3 separate regions of the Mus musculus genome follow, and regions 2 and 3 are each linked to region 1. Evidence: chromatin loops called from intact Hi-C (ENCODE). Cell type or tissue: gastrocnemius. All regions are shown on one strand.

What was found. Hi-C counts contacts between places; a loop is a spot of excess contacts. Peaks named below come from ENCODE experiments on the same cell type or tissue, not always from the same donor. Only the 100,000 strongest peaks of a DNase experiment are listed, where the experiment ranks them.
Region 2: it touches region 1 in a loop (2.0-fold over the local background); 4 of 42 quality-filtered maps call a loop at or near these places.
Region 3: a loop joins it to region 1, with 2.6 times the contacts of the local background. A loop is called at or near these places in 6 of 42 quality-filtered maps.

Annotation. Positions count from the first base shown.
Region 1 is chr13:48,994,699-49,002,698 of GRCm38, reverse strand. No RefSeq gene overlaps it. Among named protein-coding and RNA genes, the nearest start is that of Fam120aos, 31 kb to the right of the region's middle. In gastrocnemius, a CTCF peak has its summit at 3,890 (motif pointing right); DNase peaks (open chromatin) are centred at 821 and 3,872; H3K27ac peaks cover 359 bases.
Region 2 is chr13:48,928,148-48,936,147 of GRCm38, reverse strand. It overlaps Fam120a (family with sequence similarity 120, member A), which reads left to right. Exons shown (of 18, transcript NM_001033268.3): 4 at 2,070-2,198; 5 at 3,755-3,851. Among named protein-coding and RNA genes, the nearest start is that of Fam120a, 36 kb to the left of the region's middle. In gastrocnemius, no CTCF peak of the experiment used is centred here; a DNase peak (open chromatin) is centred at 4,684; H3K27ac peaks cover 825 bases.
Region 3 is chr13:48,849,142-48,857,141 of GRCm38, reverse strand. All of the region lies in intron 1 of Phf2 (PHD finger protein 2), which reads left to right. Among named protein-coding and RNA genes, the nearest start is that of Phf2, 18 kb to the left of the region's middle. In gastrocnemius, a CTCF peak has its summit at 4,077; DNase peaks (open chromatin) are centred at 2,976, 6,174, 6,626 and 7,776; H3K27ac peaks cover 989 bases.

The DNA of each region.
Region 1 (8,000 bases):
AACTTGTCACAAAACACAGCATACATACATGTGATGGTTTCTATATGCTCTGCCCAGGCATTATTAAAGGTGTGTGGCCCTGTTGGAGTAGGTGTGTCACTGTGGGTGTGGGCTTTAAGACCCTCATCCTAGCTGCCTGGAAGTTAGTATTCTGCTGGCAGCCTTCAGAGGAAGATGTAGAACTCAGCTCTGCCTGCACCATGTCTCCCTGGATGCTGCCATGCTCCTGCCTTGATGATAATGGACTGAACCTCTGAACCTGTAAGCCAGCCCCAATTAAATGTCCTTGTAAGAGTTGCCTTGGTCATGGTGTCTATTCACATCAGTAAAACCCTAACTAAGATTTACATGCATACATAAAATAAAAAATAAAAGAACTTGTTTTGGAGAAGTACTCTCTCTGGACTCTAGTGCAATCTACAGAACTTGAGAAAATGTCCCTCAGCGTTGTGCTCAGCAGTGGCTGCACTGGACAGCATGTGACTGTCTTCTATGGGGACTATTAACAGGAAATGAAGATTCTGCCCAGCTCTTAGCTCCTGCTTACTGAGACAGAGTCCATGGTGTAGCCTCTGTTTCTACAGGTATGGAACATGTTTTATTTCTGAAGTCTCCCTGTAACTGATCAGCTAGGGACTTTTTATGCTATCCAAACAGGTATTATGGACAGGCAGGGAGAATTGCTTCCTTTGCCAGCAATCTTGGCCCTAAAGCGGGAGATACTAAAGCCCTTGGGCAGACTGTGTCTGAAGGCCTTGCTCAGCTTTGAAGTCTTGGCAGCTTCCCCAGAGGCTTCCAGGGAGAGGGCCTGCAGCACTGTCAGCTCCTCATAGCCCTGCCGTCCTGTTTCTGCTCCCTGTGGTTTTGGCCCTGGCCGTTCTCCATCTTCAGTGCTGCCTATTGCCATTACCCCAACAGACTCTGCCATTGTCACTGTTCCTCTGCTTAATTTCTGTCACTGTCATGTTTCTGGGTGCACTGTACCAACAATAAAAACTCAAAGTAAGGAAGAAAGAGAAGACCTCTCATAACTCCAGACACCAGCATATAAAAAAAAAAAAAAGACCACTCAACTGCCCCCAGATAGCAATGTGTATGTTTATCACCCTGTAATAGAGCTATGTAAAAATTATCTCACATCAGATACACACACGAAATCCCAAAACTTGGGAGGTAGAGGCAGGAGGGTTGTAAGTTTGAAGCCAGTCTGGGCTGCATAATGAAATTTTGTCTCAAACAAAAAGAATGATTTTTGAGTGGGGAGGGGGCACCGATACATGCATGTCTCCGTGGAGGCTACAGGGGTGTCATTCCCTCAGGCACCACTAAGACAGGATGTCTCATCGGTTTGGTGCATCATTGAGCTCCAGGGAGCACTGCTGAGGGGACAGGACCCAGACAGAAGCTCTTCATCTGTTGAACCTTCCTCAAAGCTGATTAACCCATTAGGACTCCAGTGACTGTGCAGAGGTTGGGAAGTTGCAGGTTCACAGCCAAATTACAGTTTATCTTGGGCTATCTCTGGCCCCCTAAACCACCATCCCTTAGTACTCCATGTCTCACCTAACTTCCTGTGACTAACAGATAAAACCCTTCAGAATGTATTAACTGGACAAAACCTCTTTCTACCAGCCAAAAAGTTAAGAGTGTCATCGACTAGCATCTGAAGCCTCTAGCTGCTCTGCTGTAATGTCTTCGCCAATATTTGTAAAAAGTGTCTTCATTTATAACATTCTTTGTTCTGTTGCTAAAACAAACAAACAAACAAAACCCAACTTTATTGAACCATTACCACATTGGAATAAGGAATTTGGGGTAGCCTGAACCTGCATTCCCTAGCCCTGGCCACTCATATTTAGCTTCAGAATAAACACTCTTTCCTTCCCTTTGAGGTGAGAGTTTTGGGTTTGCATTGACCCTACCGGACTCAGCATTCTCTGCATGGGCACTGAATCCCGACCCTTATGCTTACCGGGTGAGTATTTGACCAACTGAGCTCTAAATTGTTGTTATTATTTTCCTTTTCATAGTTTATCATTTCTTTTATTTGGGTTTGAGGTTACTTATTGGACCATGGGCAAATTATCAGACGCTACTCCACTGGAAGAAAAAAAATGTTCCCCCCTCCCCAAGCAGCATTAACTGACTAGCTCCTTACTAAGGGGGAGGCGGTGTGCGGGTCTCAGAAGGCCTTCTTTCATAAATGCTGGAGTGCTGATGGGCTCTGTTTTGTGCAGGTCTTGGGCATGTAACCACAGCTGCTGTGAGTTCATATGTGCAGTGACCATGGCATGACCAGATGACATCATTTCACAGAACTCCTCACCCTTCAGCTCTTACTTGCATCTTACAGGATTTCTCTTTGTAGGCCTGGCTGTCCTGGAACTCACTCTGTAGACCAGACTGGCCTTGCACTCACAGAGATGTTCCTGCCTCTGCCTCTTGAGTGCTAGGACCAAAGGCTTACATCACCACTGCCAGGCTAACTCTTACATTCTTCCCCAACCACTCTTCAGTGACGTCCCCGAGTTTTGAGGAGAGGGTGGACGCGGATGTTATGTTTAGGGTTAAACATTTAACAGTTACCTATACATTGCAGTTTGACTAGTTACACATTTTGGCACCAACACACTACCCATTGCAAAACTAAGCTTTGGTAACTAAGATCAAAGTAGCACTATTCTATAGGCATAAACATAAATATTTAGAAGGCATTTATACGTTTTACAAGCAGTGTCCACTTAGCAAAACAATATTGATAGGTTTCCCACTGTAGCCTATGTTGTCCCCAGCTATGGGCTTTTGACCAGTACCAGACATGGATTCCCTCCCAGTGAGTGAGCCTCAAATCCAATCAGAAAGTATTTGATTATCCCATTAACAGTCATGCCACTAATGTGCCAGTTGGCATACCTTGTGTGCAGCTAGTGTTATATCCTGGAGGATATACTGCTAGGCAATTCTACCGGTGATGTTTCTTCTCTAGAGTCCTGTACAGCCCCTTCCAGCACTGTGGAAGCTACCCAGCAGGGAAGAGGCTTCTGGCACACTTCCAGCTTGATTTTTCTAGATCCTGCTGTTAGGGTCTGTGAATCACTGAAGGATGACACCTCAGGCTCAAATAGTATGCAAAGGCAAAGAGTGTTTATTCTGCAGAAAAGATCAGCATGCAGGGGTACTCCAGAGCTAAGTGGAGACCCTTTGAGGGGGCTTGCAGGCATTCTTTTATGCAGGTTTAGGGGAATTCCATGGAGGGATAGATGACTTTTCTCTTGATTGGTTGACTCTACTGCTAGGGGTTCAAGTAACTCTGAATTTGGCTAGGGCCTTGGAGAGTTTGGGGGAATGCTAAGTTTTAGGAACAATGGCAATGGCCTGTTTTGTTTGGAGGACTTCTGAGGCCAAAAATATTATGATCTCGACCTGTGGGTCTCACCCAAAACTGTCTTCCAATATATTATTACATTGAACAGATTGCAGAGTTGTTAACACGCTGTGTCTACCATGTGCCTGTGAACTGAAATGTATTCGGAGGCTATATTAATGAAATTTTGCCCTGATGAGCTTCAAAGAACCTGAATACTCTTTCATTCACACAGAAAACCACAGCTCTACTGCTTGGGCACTTATCTTGGATCAGACTCTTTCTGGGTAGACAACCCATTTAATCCTTAAGACGGCACCTCACGACAGGTACCTCTGTTGGTCCCTTTTTATAGATGAGGCTTCAAGGAACTCGAGTCCCGGTCTAGGCTCACAGCCAACCACCTGCAGGATGACAAAACTAGAGGCCAGGCTGTTTGATTCTGTGATCCTATCTGCTGGCTGCTTCCAAAGAGGCCCTCTACTCAGAACAATCACAGTTGGGACTGGGGTTCAAGAGGAAAACGGGAGTACGAAGGAAATGTGACCACAAGGTGGCAGTAGAACTCAAAAACTTGAAGAGGTGAGTCTATGGAAGTCCCTTGGGCAAGAGGTGGTCAGAGGTTGGGGAGCACACACAAAGGAGAGAGACCCTTTAGAGCTGTGGGAGTGCTGGCGGGGCTGGGTGATATGACCCGGCAGTGTGGAGGGGACAGTCTAGGTCACAGAATCCCAGGAACAACAATGACTCCAGGGTCATCACAGTTTGGGGGTTAATCTTAACTTTAGCAAACGCTGGGCCCAGGTTTCCCAGTATGCAAACCAGGCAGGTTCTAAGTGACTTAAAATCTGATCGTCTGGAGGCTATTTAAAACAGTTGGGTGTGTACAAATTGGAAGCCGATATCAGTAGGCATTTGACTAACCCATCTCAGCTCAGCTCATCATGAAGAAATGAGACCTAGCACAGAGAAGCCACTTCTGGGTCATTAGCTTATCTAACTGAAAGGCTGTTTGAGGACTTTCAAGGCAGGAGTTCTTTGTTGAGAATACAGCTTTGAGGAGGTAGGCTGCGGAAGGGAATTGTGGGTAGAGACATTCCAGGAGTTGCATGGATGTCTCATGACATCTTTCTCACTTGTCTCACAGAGCCGGGAGTGGGGCTGTGTTTGAATGCAGTAGGTACCTTTCCTTTGCAGAGGGGGAATTTGGGTTTTAGTGCTAAGGACAGAACCTAGGGCATCTCGCATGCCAGGCAAGTGCTAGATAGATAGATCCCAGTACCCAAATATATATTTTTAAGATTTTCATTTTATGTATATGGGTGTTTTGGTTACATGTATGTCTGTACACCACGAGTACTCAGTGTCCTATAAAGCCAGGAGGGCTCTGAATCCCCTAGAACTGAAGTTATAAACAGGTGTGAGACACCTCGAGGAGGCTGAGAACTGAACCTGGATCCCCTGCAAGAACAGCCAGTGTTCATAATCAGTGGACTGTCTCTCCAACAACCCCCCCCATTATATTTTCTAAGTTTTTGGTAAAATATATACAACATAACATCCACCATTTAACCCTTTTAAATTTGTAAATACTGCTGCATTAATGGTACTCAGAGTCTCCTGCAAACATTGTAGCTGTTTCCAGAAACACATCATTCTAAAGTTGTCCCCATGAACGAGTCCCCTCTCCTCAGCCTGTTTGCCCCATGCACTTTTTCTCTGCAAATTTACCAGTTCTAAATACTTCAAAGTCACTGAGCCATACAATGTTTGTCCTTTGGTGTGGGCCTTGTTTCACTCAGCACAGCATACTACACCATCATGATGATGTCAGACTTAGTAGCTGTGGGGGATGGTGGTGTTGGGAGGGGGTGCAAACTCAAGGAGGTGAGGCCTACTGGAAGGTGGGTCACTGAGGACAAACATGGATTTTGAGGCCAAGCCTGAGCTTGAGAACTTATATAAGTAAATCTGTCCATCTTATAAATGTATTTTCTAAGGTTCTTTGTTCCAGTGACAGAAAGCTAGCACAATTCATGTAGTTTATGAGTCAAAATTCCATTCTTTTTATTGTTAAACTATTCCATTTAGTATATGAGTCAAAATTCCATTACTTTTATTGTTAAACTATTCCATTTAGTATATGTAACATTTATGTTACAATTATGTTAACATACTGTAACATATATGTAACATTTTAATTTTTTACACTCACCTGTTCATAGGTGAGGATTTGTGTTTTCCCCATCTTTGGCTACTGGGGATGAAGCCTCAATGAACATTAGCACAAAGTGTCTGTTTTCTATCTACTTTCAGTTATTTGGGGCTAAATGCCTAGAAGCAGAACACTGCAGCATATGACAGTTCTAAGTTTAACTTTCTGCACAGCTACCAAGTGGTTTCCCACGGCAACAGCACAAGGTGGTTGGTTTTAATTGTCAACTTGATGCAATCGCGGATCACCTAGGAAGAGAGTCTCAGTGAGGAATTGTCTAGAACATTTGCCCAATGGGCATAGCTGTCTTGACAACGGTAACTGATAATAAGAAGGCCCACCAAGTTTGGTGAAACCACTCCTGGGCTGGGGATCCTGGGATGTGTTCCAGTGGGGACTATGAGCTGCACAGTAGCACTGTTGTGATACTATCTGCTTCCTAACTATAATGTGACCAGCTGCTACGTGAAGTTCCTGCAGGCTTGACTACCCCCACAGCAATGGACCTATAACCCAGAAGTGGGAGCTCAGTAAACCCTTTCTCCTCTAAGCTGCAGTTGTCAGAGTATTTGATCATAGCAGTGGGAGATGAAACTAAGGCATGTCCTGCTTCATTTTGTAATCAGCAACACCAAAGAGGTCATAACTGTGCTATAGTCTGGGTAGGAATGTGTGTGTTCTCTATTAGTTCATGGTTTAGGAGTTTAGTCGTCAGCTGACGATGTGTAAGGCAGAGCAGGGTCATTAAGAGACGAAGCCTGGGACCTCGGACATGACTCAGAGAGTTAAGTGCTTACCGAGCAAGCAAGAGGAGCTGAGTTTGTACCCTAAGCATACACGCACACACACACACACACACACACACACACACACACACACGCACACACACACAAGCCAGGCAGTACATCTGTTACCCCAGCTCTGGGCGGAGGGTTACAAAACTAGACAGGTCCCTGGAGCTTCCTGGCCAGCTAGCCTAGCCCCCATAGCAAGCTCTAGTTTCAATGAGAGCCTGTCTTTAAAAAAAAAAAAAAAAAAAAAAAGTATTAAGTTATTCTGTAAATACTTGCACTATAGAATTAACGTTTTAAATTTAAAAAGGGAAAATCTAAGTCTCTAATCTTAATGAAGCTAACCTTTCCACTTAAGTTAGCTTTGTGTATTTTACCACAGTTTTAAAAAAACTGATCCTGGAGAGACGGCTCAGTGGTTAAGAGCAATGACTGCTATTCCAAAGGTCCTGAGTTCAATTCCCAGCAACCACATGGTGACTCACAACCATCTGTAATGGGATCTGATACCCTCTTCTGGTGAGTCTGAAGACAGCTACAGTGTACTCCTATAAATAAAATAAATAAATCTTTTAAAAATTGTTCTGTTGGGGCTGGTGAGATGGTTCAGAAAGTTCAGGTTCAGAACTCCGTGAACTCTGAGTAAAATCTTAGTGCTTTTTCTCTTATCACTGTGAAGATGGTAGGTTTTGTTAAATGATATTTATTTAGTGTGTGTATGTGTACACCTATGTGTGAGTGTGTGCATGAGTGCATTTGTGTGTGAGAGTGAGTGTGTGTGTGTGTGTGTAGAGAGAGGGAGAGGGAGAGATAATGCCAGTCTCTGTATATGTGTGATTCATATACCCCAGTGCTCATGTGGAGGTCAGAGGACAACTTGTGGGAGTGGGTCCTAGACATCAAACTCAGGTCCTCAGGCTTGGTGGCAAGCACTGTTTGTAATCCTCTGAGCACTTGAGGATCTTAGCAAAGTTTTATAAATAAAATGTCGATAAAATGCACTAGGCTGGTTTTCACTTTGATTTCATGAAGTGGTGGCAGGGTCAGTCTTCCGGTCTTCAGTGGGGATTAGGAGCTGGCAGAACTTGAGAATGGGGACTGGGGCTGCCTTCTCAGATGCTCACTTGAATCCTCTGCTTGGTTTCCAGAGGTGGCTTCCTGTCTCTCTATTCATGCATGCACTGTGCCCGCTCTTTCCTTTGTAGATCTGCAAGGCACCCTCCCTTTACTGTGCAGAAGTCCTGGTCCAGGAAGTACTGTTGCTTAGCAACAGGTTAACAAGTTCTTCCTCTCTGTGGCCCATGACAAAAGAGCTGAGCACAACCTCCACAGCACTCATTTATCCAACAAATGTACAGATAGTCTCGTGTGCAGGGTTACAGATGAGCAGGAGATCTTTGTCTGTATTTAGCTACAGCAGAATGAGTGAAGATGCATTCTTTTAAGTCAGACATGTATTAATTGTTATTTGACTTGATTTTAAGTTTTTCTAAATTTATTATATGTATGTGTATGCATATATCTACATGTTCCTGGTGTATGTGTGTGTATGTATGTGTGTGTGTGTGTGTGTGTGTGTGTACTTATACATGTTCCTTGCAGGTACCCTTGGAGGCCAGAACAAGGTGTC
Region 2 (8,000 bases), 67 kb after region 1:
TTATGTTTTGGGCTAAAATTTAAAAATGGAAATAAGAAAAGATAGCTATTTCTCAGCTATTGTAAGGGTTGAGGGTGCTGTCAGTTCAGGTCAGGACTCTGAAGGAGGCAGCAGCATGGGTGGAGAACACCAGCAAGGAGGGCCCTCAGAGGGACTGCCTGTGCCATTGAAAGAGGCAATCAGGAAGCCATTTTCTATCCAGTCACTTCTGTTCTTACCATTTAAGTTATCATCTTTTAATGTCTAAAACCACCTAAAATAACCAGCATTTCAGATGCTGTGCACAGCACGGGGAAATACTCACTAATTTGTAGAGTGTCTGGTGTTGGAATGGCCAACTAGCCACAAACACCTGTAGAGGCAAACCTGCGGGTTGCAGGTTGAGGGCAGGCCGTCAGGACACTCTCCTCACCACTACCACCTCCCCAGCCCCAGCCCACATGCTATCCTCCCCTTCACTGTGTGCAAGGTGCCCAAGGGTCTGCCAGCAGCAGCATGGGAGTGAGGTGATGTGGGGTAGCTCAGGGTCGCTGTCCTGGCCTCACTTCCCTGGTCACTGTGGTGGGTGACCCCTCACTTGCCTTGCCCTGAGGTTTTTGTAACATTTCATAGAAGGCAGAGCATGGTCCCTTCCACTTGGTCCCAAGCACTTTCACTCTTCTGCTTGTCTGCCCGGGAGCATGGGCAGCGGTAGCCGTTGGCCTTGTGTGAAGGGAAGGGCATTAGGCTTCTAGGGATGCGCTCATGGTCCGCCTCAGTGAACACTTCAGTCATGTCCAGGGAGCCCTTAGCCTGTTTTCCCTACACCAGAGTCTAAGCCGTATGTAGAGCACTGCTCTTACAGGTGAGAACCAGAGATCCACATGGAATGTCCCATGTGTGCTAGGGGAAACACAGTGTTTTCTTGGGGGACGGGAGCAAGTTTGTATCTTTGGGCATCTGGAAATTTGGGTAGTAATCTCAAAGTGTAAGTGCGTGCAGTTTCCATTTCTTTCTTTTTTTTTTTTTTTTTTTAAAGATTGAACTTTTCTAATTTACTCCCCTCCCCATATACACACCCCTCTGGTTTACGCACACACACACACACACACACACACACACACACACACGTTATCACATGTTAGAGAGACTAGAAGTCTAAAATGGGTTTCACTGGAATAAAATCAAGATGTAGCAGGCATGTGTTCATCTGAATTCTCCCAGAGAATTCTCCCTGGACTTTTTCTAGCATCTAACTGCTCACATTCCTGACTCATAGCTTCCTTCTCTGTCGTCAAAGCCAGCAATGAGAGGTCCTGTCTTTCTCGTGGCGTCTCACAGACTCTGCTCTCCTGCACAGAGTGCCCTGTGATTACACTCTGCCCACCCACACAATTCAAGACAGTATTTTTATTTTAAGGCAAGCCAATTGGCAACCTTTCTCCTGTCTTGCCACACGACAGTGTACGTACAGGTTCTTGAGAGTGGAATGTGGGCAGCAGCGAGAGGCCATTGTTCTGCTGACTCCAAAGCCCTTCTGGGATGGCTTTGCTTTCTTTCTAGTCTACTAACCCACCTTCAGTAGTAGCTGTTCTAATGAAAGATCTCGCTTTCATTATTAGATATTAGACTACATTCTCTATTCCTCTGTTTTCAAAGATAAACTTGGTGGGTGTAGGTACTTGGTAACTGAGTTTATCCTTAAAGTTTTAGGGAGCTTTGAATGCAGGTTCAAAGATCACACCACTGCTGGTCTAATCTGTTGATGCAGAAAGAAAGGAGGGAAGCAAATGGCTTCTAGCAGGCCTGCTCATCTTGTGTGTAGGTCCCAATCTGAGTTCTCTAAGTAATGAAATCTCAGCAATGCTTTTAATGCACGGGGTTTGAGCAGCTGGATTGTGTTTTATCATCTGGAAGGAAAAGCTGGCTGTAGAGCCTGCCATGCTTATAGGATCATACAGGTGGGAGGTAAGTAGGTCCTAGCAGGATCCCAGTAAGCAGGCACACTTTGGAGTATCTGGGTCCTGTGTGTAGACTTACCCATCTCTGAGGCTCCTGCTGACTGCTGACATGTGCATTTATCCTCTCAGGTCCGAGCCCACCAGCTGGTCTTGCCACCCTGTGATGTAGTGATCAAAGCCGTAGCTGATTATGTTCGCAACATTCATGACACGTCTGACCTGGATGCCATAGCTAAAGATGTTTTCCAGCATTCACAGGTAACACAAACTGAAAGGACAGGATTTGGGTCAGAGAATCAGGCTGTCCAGTGTGTCTTCCACCAGATGGGTGGTCTCAGCCACTTCACCTTGCTTGCCAGGCCCAAACAGGAGAGGGTTAATGTAGATAATGCCAGAGTCTATGGTGCTCTTAAGTGCTCTGTTCATAAGATGTATGTGCTAGAGGGTTGTTTTTGTTTGTTAGTCAGGTTCTTTGTTTTTGTGCCAGGGTCTTTCTGTGTAGCCCTGACTCCTTGGACTCAAAGCAATCCACCTGCCTCTGCCTCCTGATTTCTGGGGCTGAAGTTATGCATCATCATGCCAGGCTCAAGCCTGAATTTTAAAAGATAAACTGCATGTTGGTCAGATGATGTGGTAGATTGCTGATTAGACTTTCTGTTTCTGGAAGTGAAGTGTGTGGACAAGTCAGTTCCTAGAGTGGTCCTGCGCTGCCTTGAGCCTAAGCCATGACCATCATGCTATATACATGTAGTCTGTTCCATCCATTTCACCTGCTGTGGGGTTTTGGTATTGAGTGGAAGATGTTAGAGCCTTTGGAAAGTCAGAGACCAAACTGAACTGGTCAGAGAAGCCATAGAGCCAGTGCACAGCTACCAGCCTGGGTCTGCTGCTTCCCTCGGGACCGCTGCACACCCAGGCCGAACTGGAAGCAATGAAGCTTAGTCAGATGGGTGGTTCTACAGAACCGAGGTTGGCAGAAGAGACAACCTTCTTCTAGACAGTTTTCAGTGAAACAGCGCTCCTTTAGTGGGGGTAAGGCTATGTAAACCTTGGGGAGTGGGGAGTGGCTGGGTTTAGGTGCTGGGAGTGCTTCATTTGCATGAAGAGTTCCAGGTGCTTACTATAACACCAGTCCTTATAGGGAGAGAGGCAGTTAAAGCTGTAATTTGGCCACCAGGCTATGTGATAACCTCAAGAGTGGCGGAGGTGTGTGTGGGTCTGTACAGGCTATGTGCACCAGGACATGCAGGCCCAGAGCAAGGGGAAAAGGTCCCACTTCTGCTTGTCTCAGGACAAGGTGTTCATGGTTAGGGGATTAGGACACGTCTCGACTGGACTCTTCCTCTGGACTGGCTTGCTTAGTCATCCAGCTTTCTGGCCCCACACCAGCCCTGCTGCCAACTGAGAATCCTACCTTCTGAACACATTGCTTTAAATTTGCATTTATTTTTTTTATATTTTATTTTATTTTATTTTATTTTTTTGGGTAATAATCTTTTGTGTTTGACCTGAAGGTTCTCATGTCATTCTTCTTCTTCTTCTTTTTTTTTTTTTTTTTTTGAGACAGGGTTTCTCTGTGTAGCCCTGGCTGTCCTGGAACTCACTCTGTAGACCAGGCTGGCTTCGAACTTAGAAATCCGCCTGCCTCTGCCTTCCAAGTGCTGGGACTAAAGGCGTGTGCCACCACGCCTGGCTGTCACTCTTCATTTTTATCTAACCTAAAAGGTTACAAATTATTCATGTGCTGAATTATGATAAAGGTGTTCATATATATGACCAGTGGCATAACTAAGGCTTTCCTACATCTGTTTCAGTCAAGAACAGATGACAAAGTCATTCGGTTTAAGAGAGCAGTTGGATATTATTCAGCAACTAGCAAGCCCATGCCATTTCACCCACCACATTACTTAGGTAAGTAAGCAAATCGGCCGTGTGACTGCAAAACCACCTAAGCCCAGAGCTTAGGGATTCCCCAGCAAATTCCATGTTTGTTTTATGTACTTTTCTGAGATGAGGTCTCACTAGGCTGGGCTTAAACTCAGAGAAATCTGCCTGCCTTAGCCTCTGAGTGCCAGGATTAAAGATACATGCCAGCACGTGTAGCTTTGTTCTCGGACAGGATGATTTTCTGTGTGGCCCACTTTGTTAGTAGTTCCTCAGTGAATGTATAGATTTCTAAGAGAAAAGCAAAGGCCATGTAGACAGGCTGGCAGACCACAGCAGAGAGAGTCCTCTGAGGACACAAGACAGTGAGAGTGCAGAGTTGGCAGTGACCTCTCTTGCTGCTGCTGCTACTGCTGCTTCCTCTTTTCTCTTCTTCCTTCTTCTCTTCCTCCTCTCCATAGTCATTCTTTTCCTTGCAGGAGGGCAGGTTTACTGTAGAGATAAGAAGAGTCTTAGAGGCCTTACTCAGCCTAGTGGTGGTGTTTGTTCATGTCATTGTTAACAAAAGTAGGAATGTTCATGAGATATATATGGGAATTAGACTGAAAAACAATTCTCTTTGTTTGGTGTGTGTGTATGTGTGTGTGTACATACATGTATACATGTGCCGCGCGCGGTTTAGGAGACAGTCCCTTCCTTCTGTGAGAGCTCTGGGGCGCAGTCCAGGATTGTTGGGTTTGTATGGGAGGCACCTTTACCCTGACCCTTAGAGGATTCAAGCATGGTTTTGTCAGTGTGCTGGGCACTGGGAACCCACATCAGAGATCGAGGGCTTGGCGGGGCAGGTAGGAGGTGGGCGAGTCAGTGTAGCCTGTCAGACACTGGAGCGGAGGGAGGTGGGGGGAGGCTCAGGGTGCCTGGCCATCTGTTCTCTCAGCCTCTTTATTGATCCTCTGTTCATTCAGTTGCACATTGTACATTTCATTTTTCTCAGAGCAGTCAGAGTGATGTTTCAAAATATGAGCCATACCACACTGAAACCCCTGCAATGTCTTCCCACCACACCTGGCCTGACCCCATATCTGTACCCTGATCCGCCTGGCCCTGCTCACCTTCTGATACTTGCTCCTCAAGCCTGTGGCATAGTACCTTTCTTGCCTTGAGTGAGTTAAGCTGGCTTCTGCCAGTGGCTTTTGCACCAACTATTACGCTTGGTGTTCCTTTCCCCGACTGCCTTGAATTTGGGTCAGCTAGTGAATGAGACCTGCACTTGAGCGTCTCTGAGGACGCTGAGTGTTTTCTGTCAGTTGTTAGTCCTCTCACACTCTGCTGTACTTGGTGGCCCCGTCTTTACACCCCCTTTCACCTGCAGAAAGTAGGGTCAGGGGAGCAAAGGCCTTCCGCATCCTCAGTGGGTAACGACTTGACTGAATGAATTCAACCCATGAGTCTGATTGGAGGAGTAAAGTCATGTGCTGTGCTTTGGTATTATTCTTGGGGAAAGAGCACATTCTGTAGCATAGGACGGGTAGGTATACATTGTTTTACCAGCTAAGCTGTGTCTGCTTATGCTTTGCACACAGAAGTGTTTCAGAATTGCGTGTTTGTGTGCTAGCATGAAATGAGCACTAGACCCTGCGTCGGCCCATCTAATACAAACACTTGCTGCAGGGCCTCGGGCGTCCTGCTCTCTTGTGATGGCGTCACCACGTGAATATTAAAGAGAGGTTTATGTGAAGTATTTGTTAGTGGCAGATACTCTATCACAGGCAGAATGGCCTAAAGGACGCCAAAGACTGACTCGGGGTTAGAGTGCTGACAGTTGGAGGAAGCAGGAAGATGTTTGGTTTTCACTACAGTAACAGAATATCTCAAGCTGAATAACATTTCTAAAGACAAAGACTGGGCTGTCGAGGTGGATCACAGGGAAAAGGTGTGATCTGTTTCCAGTCCTGAAGACCTGAGTGCCATCCCCAGATCTCAACACAGTGGAAGCAAAGAACCACCTCCCCCAACTTTCCCTCAAACTTCACACCATGGCACACATGTAACAAAATAAGCCAAAAATTGTTTTGTTTCTTTTTGTTTGTTTTTATTTTTCAAGACAAGGTTTTTTTGTGTAGTTCTGACTGTCCTGGAATTTGATCAATAGACCAGGCTGGCATTGAATCCAGATATCCACTTGCCCCTGCCTCCTGGGTGTTGAGATTAAAAGCATGCACCACCACCAACCAGCTAAATAAAAATGCTTATTTAGCTGACACTTCTGGAAACTCAAGGCTGTGGCACTGGGCTCAGCTCAGCTCTAGTGAGGACGTCATAGCACATGGGACCACAGTGGCAGTTCTGTGCTGTGACAGAGAGCATACTCTGAGACTGGAAGTGAGAGACAGATGGGTCCACAAGCCCATCGATGGGCCTTTAGTGGCTCCCACTGTGCTCCAGGGCTTGAAGATTTCACCCATCCATCACCTTCAGTAGCACCAAACTGAGGACCAAGTGTCCACCACATGAAACCACAGTACCTGGGTCAGGAAGCAGCAGCTGCAGTCTGAGTAGTTACCGGAGATTGTGTGAACAACACAGCACTCACAGGGCATCCAGGAACAGGAAGTGAGGTGAAAAGCAGTATCTGCTTTTTATATCTGAGTTTCTAAAGAGTTTGAAAAGGAAATTGTGTGGAAAATGTACTGATTTTTCTTTTTTCCTCTATCATTCCCCCAAATAATGCAGTATAGCAACTCTTTGCATAGCATTTGCCTTGCAGTTATTTAGTCTTTGCTGTTCTTAGTCTTTCTCTGTAGGTGTACAGGAGGGGGCATACAGGCTCTGTGGATAGATTCTATGCACAGATTCTCTGTGTGTAGGTTCTATACATTATACAGAAAGGACTTGGACAGTGGTATCCCCTGGGATTTCTGGGATAACAGTTACCAGGATATCCTTACAATACTTTGGGAATACTGACTGTACACATGACATTGTACATTGATCAAGGCTAGTGGCATGTCTTGGCATCTTATGTAAACAAGGTGAATTCTAAATTAAGTTAGAATGTCTGTGAAGTACATTCATGTTTTCAGTCATTAAATGATATTTAAGTGTTTGTGGATAGACGGATAGACTTGGCTGAGATTTCAGTTCCATTTTGTGTAATAATCTTTTCAAAGGGCAGCACCTTGAACTTATGAGGGCTCTCTCTCTGGGCCTGATCTGATTAAAAACAAACAAAACAAACACAAAAACCCTTACCCTTTCAGGACTAATATCCTGGGGCCAAGCTTCCAATGTCAGACTTTGCAGAGATGTCAGAAGCTGAACCAGAAAACTAACGAAACAAAAAACTTCCCTTTGACAACCATTCCTCACCTCATTCTTGGTTGGTTTGTTTGTTTGTTTTGTTTTGATTTTTGTTTTTTGTTTTTTTGTTTTTCGAGACAGGCCTTCTCTGTGCAGGCCTGGCTGTCCTGGAACTCACTCTGTAGACCAGTCTGGCCTCGAACTCAGAGATCCGCCTGCCTCTGCCTCCCGAGTGCTGGGATTAAAGGCGTGTGCCACCACGCCTGGCTCTCATTCTTGTTTTTCTTCTGCTTTGAGGTGCTAGAGAATCAGTCCCAGAGCCCAAGTATTCTAGGCAAGCATTCAGCAGTGAACTCTAGTGGTTTGGGTATTGTTGGAGAATGAGAAAAGAATGTGTTCAGGTAATGTCTTTGTCCGGCCTAGAGATTTTTAAAGTAAGCATATAGGTTATTGAGAAGGCTTGGCTGATAAAGGTAAAGGCCCTGCTGATGCAGCTGCCTTCCCGAGTTGGATTCCCCAGAACTTGTATAATGGGAGAGGAGAACTGACTGACTGTAGGAAGTTATCTGTCAGCTTCCACACATTCGCAGTGCTGTGTGTTGGCATACAGTGGTTTGTGTCCCTGCACACTGCCAGTTATAGCTTGTTGTGAGTTACCACTCTGAACACAAGTATGAGAAAGACTTGAGTTCTCACAATTTGTGGCTTAAAGTGGTAATGCAAGCCCTAATGCCCTACTAGTTATATGAACATTGGCGAGTGCTCAGGGACATTCCAAAGCTGCATGAGTGAAGCTAGGGTCCTTATTATCTCAGCTACCTTTCTGCTACTGTGGAGAGACACCATGGCTAAGTGTCTTTTAAGTTCCAGAGGATG
Region 3 (8,000 bases), 150 kb after region 1:
GAGGCACGCACAGCAGCATCCAGTGACAGGCCAAACCCCAGCCCAACGCATTCTCTGTCACCTTGAGCCTCTGCAGTGCTGCCTGCTCAGTAGAGACTGAGCCTGGCCACTTCAGTGCATGCTGGCAGGTGTGTGGAAGGATACAGCACCTCAGGTCGTCAAATGAGCACAGGCCATGCTGATTTTCCTATATCCTGGCAGTTGAACGTTTGATCTCTCAGTTGCTATAGTTTTACTCTGCGGTTGCTGAGTACTTCCATTCATTCAACGTTCAAATCCTTCTTCCCCAGAGCTGTGGCATCCTACCCACAGTCGAATCTTTTCTCATGACACAGAAGCAGCAGGCTCCACCTGAATGTCGTTTGGGAAGAGCACCCTTGTCTGGGCTACCTGTTTCTACCTGTTCATTGTGTCCCTTCTTTGTTTGAACCCTGCCCGCTGCAAGGTCAAAACACGATTGTTCTTTTAAAAATCCTATCCAATTTCCACCTTTCTCTTGCTAAGACTGGGTCTCTTGTAGTCCAGGCTGGCCTTGAACTCGCCCTATAGTGAGTTGAATTTTTTTTTTTTTCCTGGCCCTTCTGCCTTTGCCTCCCAAGAGCTGAGATTAAAGGCAAGTGCCATCAGGCCCCAAGCATGCAAAACCAGCTCTCAGCCAGCTGAGACACAGGCAGGCCCTTGTACACTTTTAAGGTCAGAGTTGCTTTAGATTTGCAGAAAAGCTGTGTGCACAGCACTCAGTTTCACTGAATGTTTATACCCTCCATCCCCAGGATAGGAGCCACACTGATCACTGTCACCCATGCTGGGCTTGCTCACTCCATAGCCCTCTTCATAGGCTCTCTTTCTGCTAACACCACCCTGGAAGCTAAATTGTTCTGGTATTCTCTGCCCTTCTGGCTGTCATGGTGACCTCCTTGTCTCTTTCAAATGTCCTATGACTCTGGAAGGTGAGACAGCTGTGTGGGCTGGATTGAAGAATCCCTTTGACTTTGAGGGGCTGCTTCCCTCCAGGTAGCCTAACACACCTGTGTGACACCTTGACAGCTCATGGGGCCACCTTAGACCATCCAGGTGGTAAGCTGCTGTGGCCAGAGGAGGGATCCAGTGGCACTTGGTGGGTATCATGGTGCTGCCATGGTGTGCATGACAGGTACACACACACCCCTGATCTGCTGAGATGCAAGTCATGAATCCACTCTCTCCCCTGTAAGCGCCTGGTCCTACCAGTGGCCATGATGACAGTTTATGGGCCTAGGTAATTTTCCTACTCAGTTTCTTGTGCATCTCACTTTCTAGACAGGAGAGGAATTAATTAACTCTGTGGATCTGTGGTGTCTCATGTGGTCAAAGTTGGGCTCTAGGACACTTTGGTTTGGCTGCAGCTCTCCTTTGGGTGTAAATTTACTGTGCCACAGGACCTAAAGCCTGCACCCTCTGAACCAGATGCTTGGGCAGGGGATGAGCAGTAGCTGTCTTTGGAGCATTTGGTCCAAGCTTCACTTGTAGCAAGTGGGAAACTGTCACGCTACAGGAGGTTAGGCTGTGAGGACTAGAGTCCTTGCCACCTCTTGTGGCTTAGTGGTCCTTACAGAGTCGTGCTTCGCTGAAGGAAATCAGTGTAACAGAATTGAGCTTTCATCGGAGAAGACCTCAGACCTCAGGCAGGCAGGTTTGGTGGCTGCCCTGGTCTGCCTGGCTGCAGCCATCAGACTGTGTTGTACCCCCTGCCTTCTGCCTTGCTGGGGACCTTGCAAGTAGCCTGGTTTTGAGATTGTTCCTTGTCTGCAGTGAGGCTGGGGCTCTGGATTTGGGGACACAGGGAATACTGATACTCTTTACTCTGTTCTGAGTTTACCTCACTTCCTGTGACCCTGGCATCTCCATGTTAGGATGTTTGCATTGATGTTGGAGCTCTGGGCTTGGGGACACAGGGACCACTGGAAGCCCCCAGTCTGTCTGGATTCCCCTCACCTCCCACAGCCTTGGCATCTCTACTTTTGAATGTTTGGGTCTTTACCCAGTGGTCCATGCATCAAAACCTTGGCTTCAGCTTTAGCTCAGAGTGTCCTCATTTTAGGAGATTCTCAGTCCTGTCACCTTGTGATGGGTGACAGGTGGGGGCTCTGTGAGTACCACTCTGGTAATGCATTCCCATGGGAACAGCTCCTCTGATTAGAAATTACACACACACATTTATGTATACAATTTCATGTGTGTGAATGTTTTGTTTGCCTGTATATTTATGCACTACACATGTGTGCCTAGTGTCCTCAGAGGTCAGAAGAAGGTTTCAGATCCTCTGTAATTGGAGTTTCAGACTGCTGTGAGCCTCTGTGAGCTCTGGGAATTGATGGCCTCTGAGAGAATATGTGCTCTTAACCCCTGAGTCCTCTCTCCAGCCCGGCTCCTTTGAACTTGACCTACTAGGTTTCAGGGATTTCCTTTTCTCTTTCGGGGGGGGGGGGGGGTTGAGAGGGAGGTTTGTGATAGTGGCTCTGTCTGAGATATCACCACAGGATGGATGATGGCAGTGCCTCGCCTTGGTGGTTGCCTAGCTTGAATGGACTGCTCTCACGGGATTCAGTGTTTACACCAACTTATTTGGAAACATTGTATCCACTGCTTGAGTCTTTGGAAACATTGTAGCCACTGCTTGAGTCTTCGCATAGTAGGTTCCTAGTGAAGCTTCAGGAGTGCCCTATAGTCTGTGGGCCTTATTGAGAGAATCTGTCAAGGCAGTCCCTGAATGTCCCACTGATGGCCAGGGGATCAGGCCTTGTCTTTCTGCCTGCCGTGTTTGTCTGTATCTGCACATCATTTGTCCCTAGGCACTAATTACCTGAGGTGTGGCTAGGTGTCTCACCTGCTGTCAGCCACCTGCTCCTGGCCCTATATGTGAGGCCATGCCCCCATCATACCACAATCATGGGTGTCACAGGTTGCAGAGTCCTGGCCCAAGTCCATGCACCACAGCTCTCTGTTCACTTGCTGCTTCTGTTCTATCCTAGAGAAGTCCACCCCTCTTCCGGCCTGTCCCCAGCTCCAGCCAATCACCTTCTTGTGAACTGGGCCAGCAGGAGGCTCTGTCCTCCCCCTTATTATCTGCTCTAGTCCCCTAAAACTTCCAGTAGTCAGGATCAGGACGCATCTGGAGGCCAGTTCTGGAGACCATGGTTCACCATCCAGGTCTCTACTAATCTTTGCGTTTCTTATCTTTTATAGTTTTATAAAAAAAGAAAAGGTCAAAGAATAAGCATTAGAATTTTCCAGCAAGATGAGTCATAGAGCTCACCCTCTTTCAGTGGGGGATCTCCTGGCGTTGTAAGAAGTCTTCTGATTTCAAGGGCCACAGGGCACAGCTGTCTCCAGGTCTCTCTCTTGCCCTGGGCTGAGGAGATTAAGCTCACCTCCTGTGTTTAGAGTCCTTATCTTTGTCGAGAGGACCTTGGACTGCATTTGCTCTCCAGTCAGGTTTGTTTGCTGTCTCTGAGGGTTTCATCCAGGGAGAAGGCTTTAATTCCCAAAGCTTCTGGGAAGAGATATTTGCTCTACATCTGCATACAATTGGTTTCCTTAGAAACCACTGGAATAGATGCTCTGGAGCCTGCTTCAGATTTTTAAAGAGACCCTGCCCTTTATCTAGAAGATCTAAAAAACCCACACAGCGGTTTTAGAGTACATACAGAGACAGTTGTGAATATTCATTTAATAAATCAAGACTCCTCGGCTGCTGAATGATAGAGCTGAGGGGTGATTAAATAAATGGCTGTGTATGCACACAATGGGAAATTATCCAGTTGCCAACAATGTGTTTACAGCAGGTTTAATGACTGGGGGAAATGTTTACAATGTAACATTAAATGACTTGCTGTATTTATTAGTAGGGTGACAGCTGCTATTAATTAGTTAAAACAGGTTCAAATTTTAAAATATTTAAATTTAATATTTTAGTACTAAGATTTTATTTTTGAAAGTGAAGGGTTTAAAAGGTCATCATATTGTCCCCCCTCAAGCACATTTATACTTTCCAGTGAGTTATCCACATCAGTCATGAAAAATTGAATGAGGGCCTGGCGCCCCTAGTGTTGATAAGAAGGTTTACTGTAGATATAAGGGAGAGCACAGCTAGAGTCATCTGGAAGGGTCCAGATTGAACCCAGAGACCAAGAGGCCAAGAGACTAGTACAGCCAAAATAGCTGGGTTATATAGGACTCAGAGAAACTCGGGGAAGGGAAGCGCAGCCCAGCTGGAGAGTTTAGGGTAAGGGTTGGGGTGTGCCAGCCAGGATGTGTCTGTAAGAGGTCCTGGCTAAGGTGCTGAGAGAGTCTGGCCAGTGTCAGTTAGACATTCGTCCTGAGTTTGAGATCTAGCACTTCTATAGTTAGAAATTAAGTAAACTGAGTGTGTTGGTGCACACCAGCTTGAGGCAGAGACGGGGATTGCCATAGATTTGTGGCCAGCCTTGACTACTTAGCGAGACTCTGTTTCTAAAAGTTAAAAACAAAACAAATAAAACATACACACACACACACACACACACACATACATACATACACACACACACACACACACACACACACACAGAGAGAGAGAGAGAGAGAGAGAGAGAGAGAGAGAGAGAGAGAGGGAGAGAGGGCAAGGAAGTCAGCTTGGGATGTGTTGTCCCACTCCTAGAGAAGTTTCTGGACATGGGTGATGAAGTCACTCTTCTAGTCTCACTGCTGCTGGCCCCAGGCTTCTTGATCTTGAAAGCAGAGGGTGGAAGGTCAGCTCCCTCTGTTAGCACACCGTGCCCCTTTTCCACCGTGGCCTCAGCCCCGAGAGTACTTTAGCCTGCTGACTGCCTTGTCACCAGCCCCCTACCCCCACCAGGGCCTGGGAGCTTAGGGCTCTGCCCAGCCTTTGGTGGGGGTCTCCTTTCCTAGGCTCCTGGATCCTATAGATCTTCCTCTGCCCTAAGGACAGAGACCACGGTGCAGAGCGGTGGGCTATCCTATCACCAGCTCTGTACTTGTGTATCTGGGGACCCTAGTGCTCTTTGGCCTTGCCACAGCTAAGGGTAGTGAACGAGTCAGTCAGGTGTGGATACGCTAAGCACCACCTGTACCCAGAGACGGCTCTGCTGTGGCTCCCAGAGTGAACTTGAGCTTCTTTAGGACTTGAGATGCTAGGAGGACTTTGAGAGGGGAAGCTACACTTGCCAAGGTGACGTGATTTCTCACAGAGGCTTGGTACTTACAGATACTAAATGATTGCTGGCAGGCAGGTTCCTGGGTACTCACACATGCCAGTGACTGCTCACAGATGTGGGCTCTTCTAAGTGCTACCCAGTCCCTCCCTGGTACTTGGTGCTTGTAGACACTGAACAGTTACTTCTAGGTGTTCAGGTCTCCGTGGCTCTAAGCAATTATGAACAGGTATTTGAATACTTAAGGAGGCTAAGTCATTGCTTGCAGATGCCAAAATGTTCTGGGTAGCTACTCCACCTGGAAACAAGGTGACCGGAGGCTGAAATATGAGAAGCCATGTCAATAGGCTCACTTTCCTCCAGGAATGACCGCAGAGAACTTCTGATTTTTCCATCCATCTGTCGGAATGTCTGTTTTTTGAGACAGTTTCTCTGTGTAGCCCTGACTGTCCTAGAACTCTCTCTGTAGACCAGAGATCTGCCTGTCTCTGCTCCCTAAGTGCTGGTAGTAAAGATGTGGGTCACCACCTGGAGAGAATGTTTATGTGAGTGACACACAGGAACGATTTCCTGTCCATATGGATTATGTAACATAGCACCCGGCTCTGGAATAGCTTTATCATGCTTCAGTGCCCTGCCTGATGTGCCAGGCACCCAGCGCTGTGTAAGAGGCACACATGTGTGAATGTGGAGGGAGTGTCTGCCGCAGGGTCTATCGCTCTTCACCTTAGTCTTTGAGACAGTGTCTCTCTTGGAACTGGAACACACCATTCTGCTCTACCGTCTGGCCAGCGAACCCCCAGGGCCTGCCTCTCTCCGCTTCCCAGAACTGAAGTCACAGATGTGCCCCTTCCATGCCTGGTTTTTATGTTTGTACTGCATATATAAGCTCAGGTTCACATTTGCCTGACAGGCACTTTACCTATGGAGCCATCTCACCAGCCTAGAGGCACAGTCTTTGTGAACAGATTGAGTGTGGCTGGCTGCCTGCCACTCTGCGTGTGTTCTTTACAGGTGTGTGTGTGTGTGTGTGTGTGTGTGTGTGCGCCTGGCCTTCGGCTGCAGGCTCATGCAGACACAGAGGCTTTACAGGTGTGTGTGTGTGTGTGTGTGTGTGTGTGTGTGTGTGTGTTCGTTCCTGGCCTTCGGCTGCAGGCTCATGCAGACACAGAGGCTTACTGCTTAGACAGTGCTCTTGAGAACACTGGATTTGAGTCTTTTGAGGTAAAGCTCATGAAACAAAAAGCCACCATCTGAGTGTTAATCCAGTCTCTGCACTTTACCAGGGCAGGCTCAGTTATAGGGTTGTGCCAGTGTTGGCTTGCGTCTGTCCACAGTGCAGGAGATGCTATGAGAGTTTAGATTTATAGCTAGTCTCACTCTGAATTCTCATGTGCACAGCAACCATTGCTTGCCTGCTGTCATCTTGGCTGCCCTGTCCTCAGCCTCTGCCATGCCTGGCCTTTCACTGTCAGGGGCTTTCTCTCCTATGGGTCAGGTTTGGAGGCATCAGGCAGGCCAGTTGGTGTGAGCAGCATATTAGAGACTGAGTTTAGTTCAGGTGCTGACTGTCACTGGTCACCCGATTCCCATGCTCTTCTGCATATCTGATACAGAAATTAAACTGCAAACTCTGGTCATCAGATGCAAGCCAACTAACTCTTAGTCATGATTGGGGAAGACCTTGAGGCCAGGGACTCAGACCCCTGTGCTGCTCCATGTGACATCTTGGCCTGGTCAGGGCAGAGCCCTGGAGTGTAATGTATGCATGTACATGACATCTGTGTATATAGTATGTATATGTATGTGTTCTATCTATCATGTGTGTTATATTATGCTTGTAGTATGTGATTTGTTTGTGAGTGCACCATATGCATTCTGTAGGGTGTATTTGCTTTGCGTATGGATTATGTGATATGTATGTGCATAATTTGTGTCGTATGTTTCTATATGTAAGTGTGATATGTATATGTGTATCTGTGATTTTTATGTGTGATATGTGTGGTGTATATATTTGCTTATTGTAGTATATATATGGGGTGTGTGTGTGTCTGTCTGTCTGTCTGTTTGTGTCTGGCAGTGGCCAGGTGATGTGGTCTTGTCTAGGTCTCTGAGACCCTGAGGAAGCTGAGTGTTACCTGCAGGCTTGGTACCAGACACTTCCTCTGGGAAGAAAGGAGCAGAACCTGAGGGGTAGTCAGAGCTTTCTAGAACAGCACATCTTTGATTCTTAGCTGTGAGAACCCAACTCTGGCCACCTGAAGCTGCTTCTGTAAAGTCCTACATACCTCTTTCCTGCAATGTGGGCTGCCTTGCTCAGCCACCTCAGTTGGGGTCTGAAACACCCCTCTCCCCATCCTGGAAGAAGAATGTGGCACCCTGCATGTTGTCTTGTGGATCAAATTTCTGTCATGTTTTCAGAAGCAGGCAGGCAGCAAATACTCTGGATTCACATCCCAGCACCCTGTCGAGCCCAGGAACAGGACCCAGTTCTATCTGGTGGTCCAGGCTAGCTAGGCCCAAGGAGTGAATGTTCTTAGGATCCTTCAGGCCTCCATGGGAAGCTGAGCCTCTGTTGCTGGCACGTGTCCAGTGCTTTTGAGGAGCAGTTAACTCGAAGCTATGTGCTCTGCTGTGCCTCTGGAGAGCCAATGACCTCAGAGCAATGACAGGACTCCTTTTGTGGAAGCTGGAGGGCCAGTGAGGCTCTGTTGGTGATGGGAGACCTCCCCTCTCTTAGTTTCTATAAATTAGAGTGCTTACCTGGATTAGGAGAAAAGAAAAGGTAGATTATTTTCTCCAGACACA